2 separate regions of the Homo sapiens genome follow, and region 2 is linked to region 1. Evidence: chromatin loops called from intact Hi-C (ENCODE). Cell type or tissue: Calu3. All regions are shown on one strand.

Evidence for each region. Hi-C counts contacts between places; a loop is a spot of excess contacts. Peaks named below come from ENCODE experiments on the same cell type or tissue, not always from the same donor. Only the 100,000 strongest peaks of a DNase experiment are listed, where the experiment ranks them.
Region 2: it touches region 1 in a loop (10-fold over the local background); 5 of 110 quality-filtered maps call a loop at or near these places.

What each region holds. Positions count from the first base shown.
Region 1 is chr3:22,172,454-22,180,453 of GRCh38, reverse strand. It overlaps a transcript of ZNF385D not described here. Among named protein-coding and RNA genes, the nearest start is that of ZNF385D-AS2, 220 kb to the right of the region's middle. In Calu3, no CTCF peak of the experiment used is centred here; no DNase peak of the experiment used is centred here.
Region 2 is chr3:22,682,132-22,690,131 of GRCh38, reverse strand. No RefSeq gene overlaps it. Among named protein-coding and RNA genes, the nearest start is that of UBE2E2-DT, 520 kb to the left of the region's middle. In Calu3, no CTCF peak of the experiment used is centred here; a DNase peak (open chromatin) is centred at 4,351.

The DNA of each region.
Region 1 (8,000 bases):
CAGGATGATGCTGGCCTCATAAAATGAGTTAGGGAGGATTCCCTCTTTTTCTATTGATTGGAATAGTTTCAGAAGGAATGGTCCCAGCTCCTCCTTGTACCTGTGTTAGAATTCGGCTGTGAATCCGTCTTGTCCTGTACATGTTTGGTTAGTAAGCTATTAATTATTGCCTCAATTTCAGAGCCTGTTATTGGTCTATTCAGAGATTCAACTTCTTCCTGGTTTAGTCTTCGGAGGGTGTATGTGTCGAGGAATTTATCCATTTCTTCCAGATTTCTAGTTTACTTGCATAGAGGTGTTTATAGTATTCTCTGATGGTAGTTTGTATTTCTGTGGGATAGGTGGTTATATCCCCTTTATCATTTTTTATTGCATCTATTTGATTATTCTCTCTTTTCTTCTTTATTAGTCTTGCTAGTGGTCTATCAACTTTGTTGATCTTTTCAAAAAACCAGCTCCTGGATTCATTGATTTTTTGAAGGGTTTTTTGTGTCTCTGTTTCCTTCAGTTCTGCTCTGATCTTTGTTATTTCTTGCCTTCTGCTAGCTTTTGAATGTGTTTGCTCTTGCTTCTCTAGTTCTTTTAATTGTGATGTTAGGGTGTCAATTTTGGATCTTTCCTGCTTTCTCTTGTGGGCATTTAGTGCTATAAATTTCCCTCTACACACTGCTTTAAATGTGTCCCAGAGATTCTGGTATGTTGTGTCTTTGTTCTCATTGGTTTCAAAGAACTTCTTTATTTCTGCCTTCATTGAATGGGCAAAAACTGGAACCATTCCCTTTCAAAACTGGCACAAGGCAGTGATGCCTTCTCTCACCACTTCTGTTCAACATAGTATTCGAAGTTCTGGCCAGGGCAATCAGGCAGGAGAAGGAAATAAAGGGTATTCAATTAGGAAAAGAGGAAGTCAGATTGTCCCTGTTTGCAGATGACATGATTGTATATCTAGAAAACCCCGTCGTCTCAGCCCAAAATCTCCTTAAGCCGATAAGCAACTTCAGCAAAGTCTCAGGATACAAAATCAGTGTGCAAAAATCATAAGCATTCTTATACACCAATAACAGACACACAAGAGAGCCAAATCATGAGTGAACTCCCATTCACAATTTCTTCAAAGAGAATAAAATACCTAGGAATCCAACTTACAAGGGATGTGAAGGACCTCTTCAAGGAGAACTACAAACCACTGCTCAATGAAATAAAAGAGGATACAAACAAATGGAAGACCATTCCATGCTCATGGGTAGGAAGAATCAATATCGTGAAAATGGCCATACTGCCCAAAGTAATTTATAGATTCCATGCCATCCCCATCAAGCTACCAATGACCTTCTTCACAGAACTGGAAAAAACTACTTTAAAGTTCATATGGAACCAAAAAAGAGCCCACATCGCCAAGTCAATCCTAAGCCAAAAGAACAAAGCTGGAGGCATCACGCTGCCTGACTTCAAACTATACTACAAGGCTACTGTAACCAAAACAGCATGGTACTGGTACCAAAACAGAGATATAGACCAATGGAACAGAACAGAGCCCTCAGAAATAATGCCACATATCTACAACTATCTGATCTTTGACAAACCTGGCAAAAACAAGAAATGGGGAAAGGTTTCCCTATTTAATAAATGGTGCTGGGAAAACTGGCTAGCCATATGTAGAAAGCTGAAACTAGATCCCTTCCTTACACGTTATACAAAAATTAATTCAAGATAATTAAAGACTTACATGTTAGACCTAAATCCATAAAAACCCTAGAAGAAAACCTAGGCAATACCATTCAGGACATAGGCATGGGGGGCAAGGACTTCATGTCTAAAACACCAAAAGCAATGGCAACAAAAGCCAAAACTGACAAATGGGATCTAATTAAACTAAAGAGCTTCTGCACAGCAAAAGAAACTACCATCAGAGTGAACAGGCAACCTACAGAATGGGAGAAAAATTTTTGCAATCTACTCATCTGACAAAGGGCTAATATCCAGAATCTACAAAGAACTCAAACAAATTTACAAGAAAAAAACAACCCCATCAACAAGTGGGTGAAGGATATGCACAGACACTTCTCAAAAGAAGACATTAATGCAGCCAAAAGACACATGAAAAAATGCTTATCATCACTGGCCATCAGAGAAATGCAAATCAAAACCACAATGAGATGCCATCTCACACCAGTTAGAATGGCAATCATTAAAAAGTCAGGAAACAACAGGTACTGGAGAGGATGTGGAGAAATAGGAACACTTTTACACTGTTGGTGGGACTGTAAACTAGTTCAACCATTGTGGAAGTCGGTGTGGCGATTCCTCAGGGATCTAGAAGTAGAAATACCATTTGACCCAGCCATCCCATTACTGGGTATATACCCAAAGAATTATATATCATGCTGCTATAAAGACACATGTACACATATGTTTAATGCGGCAGTATTCACAATAGCAAAGACTTGGAACCAACCCAAATGTCCAACAATGATAGACTGGATTAAGAAAATGTGGCACATATACACCATGGAATACTGTACAGCCATAAAAAAGGATGAGTTCATGTTCTTTGTAGGGACATTGGATGAAGCTGGAAACCATCATTCTCAGCAAACTATCACAAGGACAAAAAACCAACCACCGTATGTTCTCACTCATAGGTGGGAATTGAACAGTGAGAACACATGGGCACAGGAAGGGGAACATCACACACCAGGGACTGTTGTGGGGTTTGGGGAGAGGGGAGAGATAGCATTTGGAGATATACCTAATGTTAAATGACGAGTTAATGGCTACAGCACACCAACACGGCACATGTATACATATGTAACAAACCTGCACATTGTGCACTTAAACCCTGAAACTTAAAAGTATAATAATAAAAAAAAGTCATAGTCAGTCTAGCCTACATTATCTCTCTCTTCTCAAACTTCACAGAGAACTAGGGTATTGTGTGATGTGATGTACAAATATCCTAAGTGGCTAAACGAGTGCTAGCACATGGCAGGTACTTAACATATATTTGTCATATGACTTTTTAATAACTTGTAGGGTGCCTACTTTTTTTCTTGGCATAACTTTTCACCAGATATACATAAGAACAATCATTCTCTAACTCAGGTCTTCAGAAATTTTTCTGGGGCAAACCTTTCTTAAGTTTTATGTAAGCTGTTTTAGATCCAAAGTAGAGTAGAACTAGCTGAAAGCACAAAGATATTTGGTGCATTTTCAAGAAAATAGGGTTGATGTTTAAAGTAGCTTTAAAAAAATCTGGTCTGAGAACTCAAGAGCAGGACTCACAGTGCAGCCTCAGCATCCCTGGTGTGATGGCAGACACGCTGTGTGGCATAACTCCAGGGGGATCATGTTTTGCCAAGGAGGCCCTGATGGCATGACTGATTCAAGAAGATATCCCTAAAATAGGAACAGTAGGTCAGAATACAGGAAAAGATTTGTGTACTGTTGGCTAAAAAAATGTAATAATAGTAATATAATATAATTTTTCATTGGTCTTTGAAACTTTGAGGAATACATTCGTGACGTTGAAATTTAAGACATATCTGATCTATTATTTATATAGTAGTAGATTCTACTTGAATGATTTACCTTTTTTAACAAAATGTTGTTGTTTTTATTTTCGAGGTTAAACTATGGGCTCCCATTTGGCCTCAAAAATATTTTAGTGCTTTCATGGTGAGTCATTTGAAGATTAAGGTAAAATTTCTTTTTGAAACTGAGGACTCAAAATAGAAATTCTGATTTGAAGCTTACAATTCTAAAAAGTCTACTGCTTAAAAGGAAGAAAGGAATGCATTTAAAAGTTCCATTCTGTATCTCATTCTGCCACTCTGGGCTTAATTTTTGTAGGTGAGTCTGCAAATATTCAGTTAAGACTTCCATCAACTTGTAAAAGCCATGGTTGTATTGAGACCAACAAATTTAATGTGATGCTGTGATGTGATAAAAACTGTACTTGAAATGCAATCCATTAACCTTCATTTGCCTTATGTAGTCTTCTATAATGTAATTTCCTGTCATAAAAGTAAGATGTTCCTAATTAAAATGTTCTCATTTTTGAAGTTCCTAAGTGATATTTAAGTTAGGAGGTGATGTAAAACAATTAATGCTTTTTAGTAAAGAACTTATGATAACATGTGACAAACAGTTTAGATTATCTTCTGTTCTGTGACTTTCCCCTGGTTTATCTTTAGTATCTGAGTTGTGTGGCTAAATATTGGTGAGTTCGTTAGCTGTGCTGTACACACACACACACCACTGAAGCTGAATGTTGTGTTAGAATATGTGTATGTTAGATATTTACAGAATTATAGTAATGCCATTTTTATGTCTTGGGAATTTCCAGATGCTGTAGTTTTAATTTTAAATTCACACTGCACTCTAGTGGGGAATTAGATCAAAGCAAAATTATTTTTATAATGGTACTTTACAGCTTGTGAACTATTTACAATTTTAATAGTGAAATATAGAAGATATTGTGACCCACTATAATTTTCTCAAATGCTAATGTTATAAATATGATTTTATATATTATATATAATATATATTTAATGTTTTACCATAACAGTAAAATAAATTTTTCTACATTAGTCTTGAATATAGAGGAAGATTCACTACTGAAGTAGTTTATTTGATTTATATATATATGTATTCCAAATATGATGCATAAAATCTATATACATTATATATGCATATGTATAATTTATACACATATATACAGTATGTATATGCATATACAGATGTAAGCAATACTCTCTAAATCCTAATACAAGGAAATGCTGAATAAAAGTTACTACGTATTTTTTTCATCGAAAAAAGGCCAAATTTCTTTCACAAGTTTTATGAATAAAAATGAGATTTAAAAATATTTGCCTATAATGGTTCATTACTAGTCTTAATTTTCTGAAGCAATTTAACTTAAATCCTGCATGGGCAACTTTGAATGGCAATGTGTGGCTAGAGCCACCTTTCAAATCACCTAATAGCTTTTTTTTTCTCATTTTTTCTAAGTTATTTCAAATTAATTTTAGTGCTTTTAAAATCCACTTATGATAATTGTCTCTGGAAATTATATTCCAAGTAAGCAGTATCTAATCCCATGACATGAGTACAGTATTTTTCTCTTTTTACTTTATATATGCTTATTCATGATTTCCACAACCTTTTACCATTTTTAAAGGTGATTTTAAATGCTTTCTGCAAAATGACGTATTACAGTAGCAGTTGTATCATCATATTCTTACAAATAATAAATCTTTGTTATATTTTTACCTTCATTTTATGAGCTGGTCAAGAAAATTGTATAAGAATTATAAACTCCATTAGGATTTGTATATATCATACAAATTACAACTCCCCTTCTGTGAAATGGACTAGACTGATATCTTCCCATACAGTACTTTTTTTCCATAATAAAGCAATTTTAAGAACTCTTTATAAGAGACTCTATAAGGAAGTCAGTATTGGTGGATTCTTCTTTTCAGAATAAGTTTTTTTGAGCAAAACTTTTGTAAAATTTGGGGAATATTTAGACATTAAATTTTATTTTTTCAATGAAGTTATTTTTAAAGAAATGGCCAAAATCTGTCACCTGTTGTGTTCTGTATAAATATTACTAAAACTTAAGAATATAAAGCTGCTTACCAAATAAACTTGTAATTTTGACTTTGTAATGAAATAGCCAGCTGTCATCTACCCTGACTAGTTGTATTTCAGTGTTATCGCCATGAAGTATCTCTAGATTAGATTTTTATTTTATTTTCCGTTGAACCAAAAATAATTTCTGGAGATATTATCATATCAAGATTTCTAAAGGAATTTTCAGTGTTTAGCCTTGGTCTCTACCACTATTTATATGAGAGTGTCTGTGCTAAATGTCTTCTAGATATGTAAATTCCTATCTGCCAACTTTTAAAAAAATTACACAGTGGGAGAAGTCATTGTAAAACAAGAATATTTTGGTTTATACCATTTAGAGTCGTATGACTTTGTAAGTCATTTGTAAAACTACTTACACTGTGGTTTATTGTGCACTAAACTGTCTGTTAGTGGCTGTCATCTACAGACGTTTCATTGTCAATTCAGATTGTCTTAGAAACTTGAGATTCTTGGAGATTTTAGAGGTTTGCCACTTTGACAAGGCATCAGATGCAAGAACAGTGACTAAAGGCAATCATAGACAAAACGATGTAACCTGGCTTGTTAAAGTTGAGATAAAACACACTATTTGCAGGGAAAGTTTTCTACTCATTAAAATTGGGTTTGGTTGTCAACTAAAATACACTATTTTACATACTTTCATTTTATATTAATGATTGTGGGAGTTGCAATAGGGTTAAAACACTAAAGCAAATATGAAGTTTATAAATTGTTAATTATGTGATGGTTGGCTTGGATATCTCTGTGTGTGTGTGTGTGTGTGTGTGTGTTTGTGTGTAAATGGCTTATAATCTTAATTGAAACTGATAATAAATAGAAGGAATCAGTTGAGGTGTATTAGATTTTTTGTTAGTGGGTTGGTAGCCCAGTTATTCAGAAGGAAAATTTGAATTAGATAAAATGACTTACAACTGTGTTCCATATTGGATTTTTCAACCCTCAACCGTTTCTTTTCTGAATTGAATTTACCTACCTAGTCACAGGCAGGAGAATTCTGAGCTTTTCACAGAGGGCTGGGGAGCCTTTCCATTGTAAGTTTGTATACGGCAAGTAAGAAGATAGGAGAAGGTCATTTCAGGCAAATTTGAGATAAAGAGCCATCCGATGGTGGACCGCACATGAAGCAGTGAATGTTTCCCTCATTCTTCAAATCACATAATTTATTTCTACCGTGAGATGAATGAGCAAGGGATAAAGAGAACAGAAGTTTCTTTCTCAGTTCTTTCCCAGAGCACACAAGTTCTCAAGAGGTTCCTGTTTTATTGTCAAGGAGAGAAAATGGTCTCTGCTCTATTTTCCAAATTTTAAAAAATATTAAATAAAACTTTTACTGTATAATTGTCTTAGAGTTGCAGAAAAGTTGCCAAATTGGTAGAGTTCCCATAGACCTCCCATCCAATTTTCTCTATTGTCGATATCTTTTGTAAATACGGTACATTTATTACAACTAACGAACTAATAATACATTATTATTAATGATACTCTACGTTTTATTTGGATTTCATTAATTTTTCCTCCGATGTCCATGTTTTATTTCAAGGCCCCATCCAGGATACCACATTTCATTTAGTTTTAGTATTTCTTTAGGCTCCACTGGGCTGTAACAATTTCTCAGACTTCCCCTAGTTTTGATGACCTTGACAGTTTTGCATATTGGTCAGGTATTTTGTATACTGTTCCTTAGTTTGTGTTTGTCTATTATTTCTGTAAGGAAGATCACAGAGGTGAAATACCATTGTTAGCACGTCATATTAAGGATTCTTGCTATCAATGTGACCTGTCACTGTTGATGTGAAACTTGATGTGGCTGAAGTATTATTTGTCAGGTTTCTTCACTATAAAGCTACTTTTCTCCTCTTTCTGTACCACACTGTTTAGATGCAAGTCACTAAGCATAACCTATACTTAAAGAGGAAGAAGAGTGTTGTGCCCTATCCCGCTTTGAATGGAGGATGTCTATTTAAGTTATTTGGAATACTTCTAAATGAGAGTTTGGTATCTATCTCCTTCATTTATATTTATATCAGTATATACTCATTGAAATTTATACTTTAGGTATTAATCCAATAATATGTTGCTTTGATTATTGCTCAAGTTGCTCCAGCTTTGTTTCTTCGGAGTTTTTTCAGTTGGCTTCTGTGTCTACAACTTTTGATTCTTAATTAGGTTACACGAATTGTAGGGTCCAGCAGAGACCCATGCCAGGGGTGGCGTGGGTTAGAGAAGATGAGCACTTCTCAGGGCAGTCTTGATACCAACAGCTGGTCCTTTGGCAAAGGTGGTGACATTTCAGCTTACGTCAGAACAGTGCACTAAATAAATCAACTGCAAGAACCACATTG
Region 2 (8,000 bases), 510 kb before region 1:
GCAGGTTAGTTACATATGTATACATGTGCCATGCTGGTGTGCTGCACCCATTAACTCATCATTTAGCATTAGGTATATCTCCTAATGCTATCCCTCCCCACTCCCCCGACCCCACAACAGTCCCCAGAGTGTGATGTTCCCCTTCCTGTGTCCATGTGTTCTCATTGTCAATTCCCACCTATGAGTGAGAACATGTGGTGTTTGGTTTTTTGTCCTTGCGATAGTTTACTGAGAATGATGATTTCCAATTTCATCCATATCCCTACAAAGGACATGAACTCATCATTTTTTGTGGCTGCATAGTATTCCATGGTGTATATGTGCCACATTTTCTCAATCCAGTCTATCGTTGTTGGACATTTGGGTTGGTTCCAAGCCTTTGCTATTGTGAATAGTGCCGCAATAAACATACGTGTGCATGTGTCTTTATAGCAGCATGACTTATAGTCCTTTGGGTATATACCCAGTAATGGGATGGCTGGGTCAAATGGTATTTCTAGTTCTAGATCCCTGAGGAACTGCCACACTGACGTCCACAATGGTTGAACTAGTTTACAGTCCCACCAACAGTGTAAAAGTGTTCCTATTTCTCCACATCCTCTCCAGCACCTGTTGTTTCCTGACTTTTTAATGATTGCCATTCTAACTGGTGTGAGATGGTATCTCATTGTGGTTTTGATTTGCATTTCTCTGATGGCCAGTGATGGTGAACATTTTTTCATGTGTTTTTTGGTTGCATAAATGTCTTCTTTTGAGAAGTGTCTGTTCATGTCCTTCACCCACTTTTTGATGGGGTTGTTTGTTTTTTTCTTGTAAATTTGTTTGAGTTCATTGTAGATTCTGGATATTAGCCCTTTGTCAGATGAGTAGGTTGCGAAAATTTTCTCCCATTTTGTAGGTTGCCTGTTCACTCTGATGGTGGTTTCTTTTGCTGTGCAGAAGTTCTTTAGTTTAATTAGATCCCATTTGTCAATTTTGTCTTTTGTTGCCATTGCTTTTGGTGTTTTAGACATGAAGTCCTTGCCCATGCCTATGTCCTGAATGGTATTGCCTAGGTTTTCTCCTAGGGTTTTTATGGTTTTAGGTCTAACGTTTAAGTCTCTAATCCATCTTGAATTAATTTTTGTATAAGGTGTAAGGAAGGGATCCAGTTTCAGCTTTCTACATATGGCCAGCCAGTTTTCCCAGCACCATTTATTAAATAGGGAATCCTTTCCCCATTGCTTGTTTTTCTCAGGTTTGTCAAAGATCAGATAGTTGTAGATAGGCAGCGTTATTTCTGAGGGCTCTGTTCTGTTCCATTGATCTATATCTCTCTTTTGGTACCAGTACCATCCTGTTTTTGTTACTGTAGCCTTGTAGTATAGTTTGAAGTCAGGTAGCGTGATGCCTCCATCTTTGTTCTTTTGGCTTAGGATTGTCTTGGCGATGCGGGCTCTTTTTTCTTTCCATATGAACTTTAAAGTAGTTTTTTCCAATTCTGTGAAGCAAGTCATTGGTAGCTTGATGGGGATGGCATTGAATCTATAAATTACCTTGGGTGGTATGGCCATTTTCACGATATTGATTCTTCCTACCCATGAGCATGGAATGTTCTTCCATTTGTTTGTATCCTCTTTTATTTCATTGAGCAGTGCTTTGTAGTTCTCCTTAAAGAGGCCCTTCACATCCCTTGTAAGTTGGATTCCTAGGTATTTTATTCTCTTTGAAGCAATTGTGAATGGGAATTCACTCATGATTTGGCTCTCTGTTTGTCTGTTATTGGTGTAACAGAATGCTTGTGATTTTTGCACATTGATTTTGTATCCTGAGACTTTGCTGAGGTTGCTTATCAACTTAAGGAGATTTTGGGCTGAGACAATGGGGTTTTCTAGATATACAATCATGTCATCTGCAAACAGGGACAATTTGACTTCCTCTTTTCCTAATTGAATACCCTTTATTTCCTTCTCCTGCCCGATTGCCCTGGCCAGAACTTCCAACACTATGTTGAATAGGAGTGGTGAGAGACGGCATCCCTGTCTTGTGCCAGTTTTCAAAGGGAACACTTCGTTTTTGCCCATTCAGTATGATATTGGCTGTAGGTTTGTCATAGATAGCTCTTATTATTTTGAGATACATCTCATCAATACCTAATTTATTGAGAGTTTTTAGCATGAAGCGTTGTTGAATTTTGTCAAAGGCCTTTTCTGCGTCTATTGAGATAATCATGTGGTTTTTGTCTTTGGTTCTGTTTATATGCTAGTTTACATTTATTGATTTGCGTATATTGAACCAGCTTCGCATCCCAGGGATGAAGCCCACTTGATCATGGTGGATAAGCTTTTTGATGTGCTGCTGGATTTGGTTTGCCAGTATTTTATTGAGGATTTTTGCATCAATGTTCATCAGGGATATTGGTCTAAAATTCCCTTTTCTAGTGGTGTCTCTGCCCGGCTTTGGTATCAGGATGATGCTGGCCTCATAAAATGAGTAGGAAGGATTCCCTCTTTTGCTATTGACTGGAATAGTTTCAGAAGGAATGGTACCAGTTCCTCCTTGTACCTCTGGTAGAATTTGGCTGTGAATCCATCTGGTCCTGGACTTACAAGAGATATTTTGATATGGGCATGCAATGTGTAATAATCACTTCAAGGTAAATGGGATATCCATCACCTCAAACATTTATCCTTTGTGTTACAAATAATTTAATTATACTCTTTTAGTTATTTTTAAATGTGCAATTAGTATTGACTATAATTACCCTGTTGCACTATCAAATACTAATTTTCATTTATTCTTTATATATTTTTTGTACCAATTAACCATACCTACTCCCTCCCCCATGTTGATGATTGTCTTTCTCCTATCTCCATTAGTTCAATTCTTTTTTTTTTTTTTTAAGTGAGAACATGTGATGTTTTTCTTTCTGTGCCTGGCTTATCTCACATAACTTAATGTCCCCCAGTTCCATTCATGTTGTTGCAAACGACAGGATCTCATTCTCTCTCTCTTTTTTTTATGGCTGAATAGGACTCCATTGTGTATATGTACATCATTTTCTTTATCCTTTCATCTGTTGATGGATGCTTAGGTTGCTTCCAAATCTTAGCTATTGTATACAGTGCTACAGCAAACACTGGAGTGCAGGTATCTCTTCAATATACTAATTTTCTTCCTGTTGAGTATGTACCTTAAAGGTAGGATTGCTGGATCATATGGTAGCTCTATTTTCAGTTTTCTGAGGAACTTTCAAACTGTTCTCCATAGTGACTGTACTAATTTACATTTGGGGGTGAGAAATTTCTATGCAGAGTGAAAAACATGTAAAACCACTGAGGTAGAAGGAATATGGCACATAAGAGGCACATAGAAGATAGCATCATATAAAGTCCAATTTATCTGGAAAGTCAAAAGGGAAAGGAAAATAATATGAGATGAATTTTGAGAGGCAGGCAGGGCTGAAGCAACAAAGGACTTATCAACAGGGTATGCAAGTAGCAACAGGGTATGCAAATGTAAACAGGGACAGTCCCTGTTTACATTTGCCTTGGAATAATTTTTAATATTTCCCCACCACACACACACACACACACACACACACACACACAAACACACACACACTCATGCACGCACACACTCCTCTTAAAAGTGTACTGGTTTTGACAATACATTTTATGGATATTTTACTTTTAGGCAACATTAAGGATTTCAATCTTTAAGAACAATGGAGAATGTTTTCTGTTTGTTTTGAATCAGTGAAGTGTCATGTTTATATTTGTATTTTATAAAGAGAATGCTCAATAATTTTGAGAGTAATCATTTGATTGCTAATTGGCAAACTGAATGACATCATTCCAAGGGAGAGACAAATGACAGCTTAGAGGAGAAAAGTTACTCTCAATGGAAATGAAAGAAATGGATGAACCAAAGATATATTTAGAAAGTAAATTAGCTCAGGGTGATGAACTTTATAGGTTAGAGGAAAGGGAGTTATTGGCTCCTGAGTTTCTGGATGAACACAATTTGCTAAGCTGAAATACCAAGTAAGAGAACCAATATCTGGAGGGAAAACCACAAGTTTGTTTTGGGATAATTTGAGTTTGAAGTGCTTTTGAATTATCCAAGTAAGGGAGGTTAAATACGATAAGTGTGTTTGAAACTCAGATATCAGGGCCAGAGATGTGAATCTATTGCCAATGGCGTGGAGCCTACAACTTCGATGTAAGTGCCTAGAAGAGGGTTTCTTAATCTCTGCACCATTGACATTTTGGGCTGGTTAATACTTTGTTGTAGGGGAGCTACTCTGTGCATTGTGCATCTTATAGCAGGATCCCAGCTGTCTCCCCTAGATGTCAGTAGTACACCTTCCCCAGCTGTGATCATCAAAAATGTCTCCAGATATTGCCAAATGTCCCTGGGTGGGGTGAGGGGAAAAACCTCCTCCTGTTGAATATCAGGCCTGGAGTTACAGTATAGTGTGAAAGAGGGGCCTAAGATAGAGTCTTGAGGTCTCTTACATTTAAATGGCTAAGTAGAGGAAATAAAAGAAAAGGTCAGAGAAGTAGAAGAAGCCAGATGATTGTCGTGTACCAGTCAGTTATTGTCATAATAATGCCATGTAACATAATGTTATGTGCTGACTTGTGTCCTTCCAAAATTCATATGCTGAAGCCCTAAATGACAGTACCTCAGAATGTGACTGTGTTTGGAGATAAATCCTTTAAAGAGGTTATTAAGTTAAAATTAGACAGTTGACTGGTGTCCTTATAAGACAATAACATTTGGACACACAAAGAGACACCAGAAATGCATATGCACAAAGAAAAAAACACAAGAGGATGCAGTCAGAAGGCAGCCATCTGCAATTTTCAGATAAACCTGTTAATACCTTAATCTTGAATCTTTAGCCTTCAGAATTGGGGAAATATAAATTTATATTGTTTAAATCACCCAGTCTGTGGTATTTTATGTCAGTCTGTGGAAATACACACATCAGCCCCAAAATCCATGGTTAAAAGAACCATCATTTATGCTTATAATTTGGCTGGGGTATATGGCCAATCTGTGGCTAGATAGCTCTGCTTCAGGCTGTGATGACTGGGGTGGCTCTACTTTGAATGAAAATCTTGGAGTTGGCTGCTGAGGTTCTGCTTTGTGTATCTCTCCGTAAGACAGGGCCAGCTGGAGTGTGTTTCCTTGACAGAAGTATGAATACAAGAGAATAAGTTGCTAGATTGGAACTGATGCACTGTCATTTCCAAATAATTCATTCCATGGCCAAAGTAGACACTTAGAGAAACCGAAAGTCTAGGAGGTATGGAAATATACTCTGACCATGTTGAGACTGTGGGGAAGGTACCGATGCAGGGCAGTGTGAAGCATTGAAGGCAATAATTCAACTGTTTATATTTGGCAGAGAGGCCGAGGAATTATATTTTCCAGACAGAAGGGCGTAGTCATCAGTGTTGAGTAAAATGGAGAGGTTATGGGTCGTGTAAGATGACTGTGAATGCCCAGTAGTTTTGACAACAAGATGGTAACTGGTAAATTAAATTTAATGAGGAATTCTGTGTATGCGTATGGAATGATAGAGGTGGGAGCCTTAGCTAAAACCAGGATTGAATTGTCAAATTAGACTCATATATATCTGATATCATACTCCATGTCCAGCTTTCCAAATAATTCAGGGATGTAGGCAATCAAGAAACAGAGACAAATAAGAGAGGTGTCTGAGACATCTCACATGGTTACACTGGCACTTTCTTCCTTTGTTGCTTTTGTGCTCTCTGGTTCTGGGTAAAAAATGGGACCTCCAAGTGAGGAGATAATTACCTCACATAGCAGAGTGTATTTATGTGGCTAATTCTATAATGCTGATAATTATACAGGTTGCCTGACATTCTCCAGGCAGCCATGCCTCACATAACTGATATTAGATTTATTTATTATCAGTAATCCTTAACCAAAGACATCTTGCTAAGGCCTTTGTATATATAAAGACTACTAGCAAATATTAGTCTATTTACCCAGAGGTCCATTTGAAGAGGAAATTAGACCAGGTTATCTGCCTTCTTTTCCTTCCCCAGAGGGAAGAAAACTTGTCCTGTAAACAAATATGAGGTGGAGAGCAAGACTGTAAGCTAGATGTCAAAACCTTCTCTGAGTGATACACCATGATCTAGAAGTTTATAATGACTGCAGCTGGGAGGGAAAGTGGATGATCAAGTCACATAATGTCTTTCATATCCCTAGAGCTTAAAAAAAACTATTGACACTCAACACTAGCTCTTTAAGTATCTATTGAATGAGTTAAGGCATAAATGAATGAATGAGTCTCAGAGGGACAGAATTTTCTACAAGAGTGTGAGTAGTGAGTGTGAGCAGCATTTGGGAGGCAGGAGGATAACAATCTCTCTACTAAACCCTGACGTACATGCTGTACACAGACTAAAGATCCATTATTTTGAGAGCTATAGAAGGAATCACATGTGAGGAGAGAGCTGAGCTTTTAAGGCAAGAAAGTAGAACATCAGAGAAGAGGTTGAACATAGTTGCTGGTGCTCTAGAGGGCAGAGTGAAGGTCTCGGAAGGCAGGAGGAAGCAGGGAACTCAAGTGTAAGAACATGCAGCATCTGTATGGATGATGTGCTCAAGAATCAACTTTCTGGGGCAAGAGAGCATTGGGGCTTTTATCTTGGAGTTTGACTAATAAAAATAGGGATGGCTGCCTTGATAAACTTAATCTTATTTTGTGGAGAGATTCTGGTTATCTCTTCCTTAGTCTCTAATTCTAATTTTTATTTACCTAAACTCGGAGAAAGAACACTGGTCATGGTTCAATAGAACAGAATGATTTAGTATTTAGTATTTGGTAATGTCCTTTCACTCAAAGCAAAATATGTCTCCTGAATTAAAGCAGGTACGTTTTCTCTCAGCCATGATGACGTAGAATTCTATAGTACTGTGCTCAGCTTAATTTTTAAAAATCCTTTCTCGTACTCATGGACATGTAAATCAAAGTTTTCTCATTTATGTATCAAAACTACCACTCCTCTGTCTTAGTAGCTGTATGTTACTGGATGATCATTTAATCTCTGTGAGCTTCAGCTTCCTTGTTTTTAGAATAGTGCCTATTACATTTAACTTGTAAAGTTTGGGGAGGAATATAATGAAATTCTAGACATAAAAGTAAACAGTGCAGAACATGGTATATAATTAGTACTCTCCTACCTTTTGGTAGGTTGATATTTAGCAACTATATCTTCAGGCCTCTTCCTTATATATATTTTTCTGGAGATAATGGGGGTATGGGACCTAAGTATCCTTATGATTAAAGAGTTTATCCTTAAATTCAGTTTTGTAGAACAATTAGAGGGAAGAGAAAAAGACAGTCATGACAGAAAAACATCAATTTGAGCAATACTCCCTCTTCTTAGGAGTTTAATGGATGGTTTTTCTCTACCAACCTAATAACTCTTTGAAGGGGCTCAAATTTTCAGAGAGAGCATAAGGAGCCTACTGTTCTTTTCTGTAAGCCACAAAGAATATGGTTATTTAATAGGAAGCAGTAATGACTTCTTTCACATTCTTAATGCAAGAACATATTTTATATCTGTAGGTATTCCTATTTTACTCTCCATGGCACCTTAAGAGTTGATAAATGAAATTTGACATTTGGAGGCTTTTAAAGGGAAAAATATCTATATGTCAATACATCATTGCTTCACACATTGTACTGAGTCTATACACTTTTTGAGGATAATATGCTTTCGTTGGTTTCAAGTTACCAAAGAGAACATCACGTAGTAATTTCCTCCTACTGTTACCTAAGATACATGTGGATTACAGAGTAATTGGCTGCTACTTTTAGCAAAGAATCAGGTTATAGGTAATTTCATTAAAGTAAGCAATAGTTATAGACTGCCCTCTCTTCTTGCATCTAATGCAGTTGCAGGAAGTATTAAATTTAATTCAATTCCTTAAAGGTTATGAAATATTCATGGCACTAATGACTGTAG